Regions from separate parts of the Homo sapiens genome. Here region 1 is linked to region 2. A link is a contact called in ENCODE Hi-C or POLR2A ChIA-PET data. All regions are on one chromosome and are shown on one strand. The core of a region is the stretch at or near the end of the contact, and the rest is flanking DNA. Distances in the headings are between cores, read along the strand shown.

Evidence for each region. A loop is a pair of places that touch in the nucleus more often than their neighbours do. ChIA-PET counts read pairs that join two places held with the same protein, here RNA polymerase II (POLR2A). Pooled maps may share reads with other maps.
Region 1: a pooled map shows a loop between it and region 2 (2.2-fold over the local background). The contact joins two enhancer-like sites. A Hi-C loop is called at or near these places in 1 of 168 maps with a recorded cell type or tissue (OCI-LY7), 8 of 37 single-sample maps with no recorded cell type and 6 of 50 pooled maps. POLR2A ChIA-PET finds 5 or more read pairs at or near these places in 2 of 52 experiments (B cell and OCI-LY7).

Annotation. Positions count from the first base shown.
Region 1 is chr3:170,153,061-170,156,844 of GRCh38, forward strand. The region is part of intron 4 of PHC3 (polyhomeotic homolog 3); the gene reads right to left. Among named protein-coding and RNA genes, the nearest start is that of PHC3, 27 kb to the right of the region's middle. Within about 2 kb of position 1,556, at least 4 of the 41 ENCODE cell types and tissues checked have a DNase peak (open chromatin) inside an H3K27ac peak, as active enhancers do; they include B cell and OCI-LY7, where a contact is called at or near this core.
Region 2 is chr3:169,929,575-169,933,819 of GRCh38, forward strand. The region is part of intron 7 of SAMD7 (sterile alpha motif domain containing 7); the gene reads left to right. It also overlaps the pseudogene FAM20BP1. Among named protein-coding and RNA genes, the nearest start is that of SAMD7, 20 kb to the left of the region's middle. Within about 2 kb of position 2,662, at least 4 of the 41 ENCODE cell types and tissues checked have a DNase peak (open chromatin) inside an H3K27ac peak, as active enhancers do; they include B cell and OCI-LY7, where a contact is called at or near this core.

The sequences.
Region 1 (3,784 bases), core at 306-2,805, 220 kb after region 2:
TGAAGTTCCAGATCCAAATACCTACAGAACACATCTTTCTGGGTATCCTTTACCAGCTCAAATTCAGCATGTTCAAACAGCAAACTAATTATTCCTTTTAAAACAGCTTCTCCTCAAATGGCACTGGCATTTTCTAAAATTCTCCAAGACACAGTATCTGGAAGTCATCCTGATGCTTCCCTCTCCTTTACCACACACACAAAATCAGTCACGTATCTTGTTTCTAATACATCTTTTTGTCTCCTAATTTCCATTTTGATTTTTCATCACTTAGTTTGAGACTTTGGGCCCATGTCATTTCTGGCTTGATTACTTTAATATCTGCAAACTGATACCTCTTACTGGAATCTTGTCACCTTCTACTTGCCAGATAATCTTTCCCTGATTATTAATATTAATTACCCATTTAAGAATCTTCTGAGGCCGGGCGCGGTGGCTCACGCCTGTAATCCCAGCACTTTGGGAGGCCGAGGCGGGCGGATCACGAGGTCAGGAGATTGAGACCATCCTGGATAACACGGTGAAACCCCATCTCTACTAAAAATACAAAAAAATAGCCAGGCGTGGTGGCGGGTGCCTGTAGTCCCAGCTACTCGGGAGGCTGAGGCAGGAGAATGGCGTGAACCCGGGAAGCGGAGTTTGCAGTGAGCCAAGATCGCGCCACTGCACTCCAGCCTGGGTGACAGAGAGAGACTCCGTCTCAAAAAAAAAAAAAAAAGAATCTTCTGGATAAAGTTAAACCTCTTCCCTGACAACCTCTCTAGCATCATCTCCTCCCCCTCCACACACAACCTTCCCATTACCATAGCAAGGTATGTGTAGTATCATGATCTCAGTCCTCTATGGCACTGGCGATGATATTCCTGACTAGATTGAGCATCCTTGCCACCGCCATGTCCCAGCCCATCTGCAGCTACATAGTGAACAACTTCTCAAAAATCACCTGCTCTAATAAGCTTTTTCAGGCATTCCCATATCCCAAAGCAGAACTGACTATTCCCCCTCTTTGTTGCCTAATTGTTACCGTCCATATACTTTTAGCATATATTTCTATCTCATCCTTCTAAATAATAATTTCTTTAAGGGTGGGGGCCATGTGTTATTCATCTTCATATATCCAGTATCTACGAAAGGTCTTCATTCAATAAGCTTATTAAGTTAATTAATGTCATGTTATTTTAAGGCATATTTCATATTTTAAGGCATATTCATGCAATATTTAAGCTTTGCTCCAGAGATTAAATTACCAACAGGGAAGAACTGGACCCAAGTTTTTCTGACTCATGTATTTTGGCATTCGGGGTACTTTTTTAATATCCTGATAGCTCTCTAGTTCAGGTTACTCTGCAGTAATAATGCCTTAGAACTTTTTTTTCAGTTGGTGATTCTTTCAAAAAACAGTAAGAAAGAAATGTACTCTTAGTAAGGATATTTACACATTCTCTAAAGAAAAATGTAATAAAAGTCTTCTTTAAAAAATGATTGGCTGATAGCTAACAAGCTGGAGAATGCTTTTTAAGGAAGTATAGTACAAAGTACAAACAGAATGCTTTTATTTTTCTTAAAAAAGAAAAGAGGAAGTGAAGACAACTAGCAACGCCCTAACCACCTGTATTCTACTCTAAGTTGTGAGATCAAAGAACAAGTGTTGTGTTTACTTTTAAGTTCCATATAACAAGTAATATTTCAAAAGCAGCTATCTACTAATAACACCCAACTCATGAAGGCCAACAGATCAGTAGCCACCTCTGCAAGAAGTCCATCTCCCTAGCTAGCCTAACTAAAAAACTGTCCTTCCTTTCCACAACTGATAAGGCTCTCCTTTTTCCTGTGTTGCTCTGCTGACCTAAACCAGATGTCTTTACCAGTTTCCATTAATTTCTCTGTCAGTTCCATCCCAACACTCCTAATTCCCTTTCACTGAAGACCCTGACCAATCCTGTCACTTCATATCTCAAGTCACACTCCACAAAGAAACTCACTTACTGAGCCCGATTACTGCAAGCTGTCTCCCCACTGACGCTAATTCTAGGAGTCACCAGAAAGAAACAAGTCTGCCAGAAAAAGCCACTTAACTCCCAACTACCTGTTAATGTCCTCAAAAGGAGTTTCCAACCGATTACTACCCATAGCCAAAGTCCATTTGAGAGTTGCCTCTACCGTTTCACTGATCAGAATCAATCAGGTATACCCTAAATAGAGAAACATTTCACATTAAAAGAATGATGTATCTGTATTCAGTGGCATTAAAAGATTTTTGTGTCCACTGCTGAGTAAAAAGGCAGCAAAACAACATGTAGAGTATCATTCATATAGGTACATACAAATGTCTGTGTGTGTATATGTATCACAAATGTGAAAAACATGTTAAGAAAGATGGCCAGGCATAGTGGCTCATGCCAGTAATCCCAGCACTTTGGGAAGCTGAGACAGGTGGATAGCTTGAGCTCAGGAGTTCGAGACCAGCCTGGTCAACATGGTGAAACCCTGTATCTACCAAAAATACAAAAAATTAGCCAGGCATTGTGGTGCACACCTGTGGTCCCAGCTACTCAGGCGGCTGAGCTGGGAGATCACTTGAGCCTGGGAGGCGGAGGTTGCAGTGAGCCGAGATTGCAGCACTGCACTCCAACCTGGGTGACAGAGCGAGACCCTGTCTCCAAAAAAAAAAGTTAAGAAAAATGACTGCATTGGATATACACACAATAATACATACTCATAACATGATATATGACTAGACTCAATATAGAAACACACACACACCCATGCACCACTACCTGTGAGAACAGTCACCAAAATGTTAAAGGTGTATATATATAATGCCTTCTAGGAGTAAAATCCGGGATTACTTTTTTTAAAGTTTTTAACTTTTCTATGTAGATATTAATTTTAGAATCAGAGAGGAAATGCTATTTTTCTCTTTAATGCTTACCTTAGTATATTAATTTGCTTTTATCATGTTAAAGCAGCTTATAAATAGTATTGCCTCATTATTTAGTGGGAACTGCTATGTGGTATTTCAAGTATCAGTAGAGTAAAATGCTATATAGAAATTTTATTTTTATTTTATTAAGAAAAGAGATGGGGTCTACGTAGTTCAGGCTGGTCTCAAACTTCTGGGCTTAAGTGATTCTCCCATCTTGGCCTCCCAAAGTGCTGGGATTACAGGCATGAGCCACCATATCCGGCCCTATGCAGAATTTTTTTTTTTCTTGAGACAGAGTCTCACTCTGCTGCCCGGACTGGAATGCAGTGGCACAATCTCCGCTCACTGCAACCTCCGCCTCCTGGGTTCAAGTGCTTCTCCTGCCTCAGCCTCCTGAGTATCTGCGACCACAAGCGCCCACTACCATGCATGGCTAATTTTTGTATTCTTAGTAGAGACGAGTTTCGCCATGTTGGCCAGGTCTCGAACTCCTGACCTGAAGTGATCTACCCACCTCGGCCTCCCAAAATGTTGGGATTATAGGTGTGAGCCATCGCACCCGGACTTTTAAGTAGTAATAGCTATCCATGAAGAATTTTCTTTTTAAGAGACTACATGGTTTTTTTTTTGAGATGGAGTCTCACTCTGTCACCCAGGCTGGAGTGCAGTGGCGCCATCTTGGCTCACTGCAAACTCCGCCTCCTGGGTTCAAGTGATTCTCCTGCCTCAGCCTCCTGAGTAGCTGGGATTACAGGGCTTGCTACCATGCCTGGCTAATTTTTGCATTTTTAATAGTAACGGGGTTTCACCATGTTGGTCAGGCTGGTCTTGAACTCCTGACCTCGTGATCCACGCACC
Region 2 (4,245 bases), core at 1,412-3,911:
TCAAATCCTGGCTTTTCTATTTTCTGGTTGTGTGACCTAGGACAAGTTGCCTCCCTTCTCTGTGCCTCAGTTGTTTTATCTGTAAAATGAAGATAATCATAATAATACATTTTCAGAGGATTTTTGTGAGCATTAGAGTGCATGGCACCTTGTAAATACTCAATAAACATGAATTTCATCATTATACCCAAGAGACGGCCAAGCCTCAAGTTACTTATGAAGCAAGTTGTGTTCCTCAAGTCACCCATTTTTGTCTTTTGCATAACCTGATAAAAAGTTTTTGGCCTACTCTTCCCTGTTCAATGGTTATAACCTTATTTTTAAAAATTAGTCATTAGTCATGGGTAAGCCACTTTTTAAATGTATCTATACCACTTCAAGTGCCATGTCAACCATGGGTTCAATTAAGTTGCTAACTTCTGATAACAACCGGAAGAGCAACCCTTATTTAATAAGCATGTGATTGCTAAGATCTGGCACATTGAATTTGAACTCTGATTATTCTTAGTGATCCATAGTCAGAAAAGTGCAATTTATAATAATAGCTCTTGTAATAAATAATATTACATGCTTTTCATAGTTTAAAATCCCAAATGTCCCCTTGTGGGTACACAGAAGTCACATAAACATGAGTACTCCAAACTCTGCTGACTCATTATCTCTCACTGACAGGATGTCAGCGCCCTCTTCCCTACCCCAAGAAGTGGTAGCAATTATTTCTAGATACGTCTCAAATTTGTTTAGGATCAAGTCCTGCTTTAGTTTCCCCATTAAAGTATACTCCCTCCAAGTGACAGCAGGTGGCATCAACTGAAAGATGTCACTGCTGTGCTGTGCCTGCCCCCAGCTATGCTCTGTGATGTTATTTTATACAGAAATGGGGAGATGCCCTCTGGATGCAACAGCCCTGAAGCAGCACTGCTTGTACCCCACTCTCACAAGGACGCTTGTCTAAAATGTCCCATCAGGTGTTACTCATTGTTACTCATAGCCCCTTTCTTTTCTTTTTTTTTTTTTTTTTTTTTGAGACAGAGTCTTGCTCTGTCGCCCAGGCTGGAGCGCAGTGGCATCATCTCTGCTCACCACAACCTCCGCCTCCTGGGTTCAAGCGATTCTCCTGCCTCAGCCTCCCGAGTAGCTGGGACTATAGGTGCACACCACCACGCCTGGCTAATTTTTTGTATTTTTAGTAAAGACAGGGTTTCATCGTGTTGGCCAGGCTGGTCTCAACCTCCTGACCTCATGTTCCGCCCACCTCGGCCTCCCAAAGTGCTGGGATTACAGGCATGAGCCACCGCGCCCAGCCCCATAGCCCCTTTCTTTAAATGAGTTGGACCAAGGTGCTGAGATTAGCTGGCGTTAAACCTACTGTCCCCCAACTATCCTCTTACTCCCCATCTCTGCCTTAGGTGCCTACTCAGCAACTTCTCACCACTCACCTCCTGTAGGTAGAAAAAGAAATTCAGCAGAAAAAAAATAACAACTAAAACCCAAAGCCCCAAGTGCAAATGAACTCTTTTAAATAGGTGTAGAGAAAGGATTGGTGGCTCAGCTGTTAAGGAACATTCAGGAGAGCCTGCAACATATTTTGTTCCAAGTAAATGTCTAGTTCAGAGGACTCAGCAGATAAAATATCCTCTCTCTAAAAAGAACTGAAATTACTGAAAATATGTGCACATTTATATCATTACACATGGCCCAAACTGCTCTGGTGAGAAAGAAGGGGGTACATCTGAGCGACAGGGACATGTATGTGTCCTCGCCCCAGGCCCTGAGTACATCCACCATGGCTGAGGGTTAGATCCTCACACATTTCAGTCCCCTGGCTGCCAGCCTACCTCTGCTTGAAAATTTATCCACGTGGTTCCTCCTTTGGATGCTCACAAATTGTCAGGTGCACACTACCACACCCAGCTAATTTTTTTTAAAGAGATGGGGGTCTACTATGTTGCCCAGACTTGTCTCAAACTCCTGGGCTCAAGTGATCCTCCAGCCTTAGCCTCCCAAGTAACTGAGATTACAGATGTGAGCCACCGCACCTGGCTCTTTAATTTATATTAGCCATTTTCTATAATTTGCTTAATTAAAATAGGAAAAGAAATAATTACTTAATGCAGTTTGTTGGGGGACGGCTGGCTCAGCGCTGAGAGAGGTGGCCAGGGAATGGTGGGAGCTGCAGTGGTGGTGGCAGTGGCTGGGGTGATAAGCACAGCCTGGGGCTGCCCCTCCTCGGGGGCCATGCTGCATTGCACTGCATGGGTAGCCACGAGCGAGTCTAGGACGCAACGGGAACTGTGGAAGGTGCATCCACAAATGGACCAATGTGTGTAATGATGGAATCTCCTTACTAACCATTACCACTGCCTCTCCTTGATAAGTGAGCCAGAGAGTGAGTGGGTCAGGGGAGAAGAAAAGAGGTCAACATGAAGCTAAAGCAGCGAGTCATGCTGTTAGCAATTCCTGTCATCTTTATCTTCACCAAAGTTTTCCTGATTGACAACTTAGATACATCAACTGCCAAGCAGCGTTTCACTACTTGATCCCCTGAGGGCTTTTCACCGAATGATGACTGGCTTGTGGATGGAGCTGTCACCCAAGTTGGACCACACGTTGCAGTCTTCCTAGGAGACTGCAGCCCAGTGGGTGGTTCCCCAGGAAGTGTACTGTGAAGAGACACCAGAGCTGGGGGCAATCATGCATGCCATGGCCACCAAGCAAATTATTAAAGCTGATGTGGGTTATAAAGGGACACAGCTGAAAGCCTTACTGATCCTTGAAAGGGAACAGAAAGTTGTTTTCGAACCTAAGTAGTATAGCCGAGACTATGTAGTGGAAGGGAACCATATGCCGGTTATGATAGACACAATGCGGAGGTAGCAGCCTTTCACTTGGACAGGATTGTGGGTGTCCCAGAGCCCTGCTGATGGTGGGCAGATCCGTTCATCTTCAGACAGAGATCAAGCCTGTTACCATGGAGCAGCTGTTGAGCCCCTTCCTAACTGTAGGACACAATACTTGTTTTTATGGGAAGTGTTATTACTACCGAGAAACAGAATCAGCTTGTGCCGATGGAGACACAATGGAAAAATCTGTCACACTTTGGCTTCCAGATGTGTGGCCTCTCCAGAAACACTGACACCCGTGGGCCAGGACTTACTGAAAAGGCAAATTGGCCAGGTGGGAGTATGATGAGCGCTACTGTGAGGCTGTGAAGAAAACGTCCCTTTATGACTCTGGCCTGTGCCGCCTGGACACCATTAACACAGCTGTCTTTGATTACCTGATTGACAATGCTGACTGCCATTACTATAAGAACTTTCAAGATAATGAGGGCGCCAGTATGCTCATCCTTCTTGATAACAACAAAAGCTTTGGGAACCCCTTGCTGGATGAAAGAAGCATTCTTTCCCCCCCTCTATCAGTGTGGCATCACTCAGGTGTCTACCTGGAACAGACGGAACTACCTAAAGAATGGTGTGCTGAAGTCTACCTTAAAATCTGCCATGGCCCATGACCCCCTCTCCCCAGTGCTCTCTGATCCTCGTCTGGACGCCATGGACCAGTGGCTCCTGAGTGTCCTGGCCACCGTGGAGCAGTGCACTGACCAGTTTGGGATGGACACTGTATGGTAGAAGACACAATGCCTTTCTCCCACTTGTAACTCTCAATAAAAAATAAGTGAAACTTCTTTTTACAAAGATAGAGAAGCAGCACAATCAATTCCAAATGGTATGAAATGGATTGGAAATGGCCAGCAGCAAGTTCTGGTGACAGGGGACAGGGTGGCCTTGGATGTCTTTGGTGTTTTCTGTAGTAGAAACTAAAGCAAAGACCACAAGTTTCTGAGCATGGAGATGTTCCTGCTGAATCACCTTCTGAATTCCTCAGCAATTGCCCATTCTAGCAATAGGCATCATAGTTGGTCAGTCTTAATTCCCAGGCCAAAGGACAATCAGACATTTTCATAGATGAATACTGGGATTGGCTCTGGAGTGTGTGTTTTGAGTGGAACATTTCAGTCCTTTCTCCACACCGGTGCATATTGTGGAAAAATATATGTATACATTCATGACTAAAATCTATTAGAACACAAGGTTCCCAGTACAGGAGCTTTCCAAGAAGATTCTACTTTTTAGCTGGTCCTGAGTCATGCCCTGTGAGGCATGGAGCACAGAGTGGAAACAAGACCAATGTGGTTCCTCTTCTCATGGCACTCATAGTCCAGAAGAGGGGCACCAGTGAGTG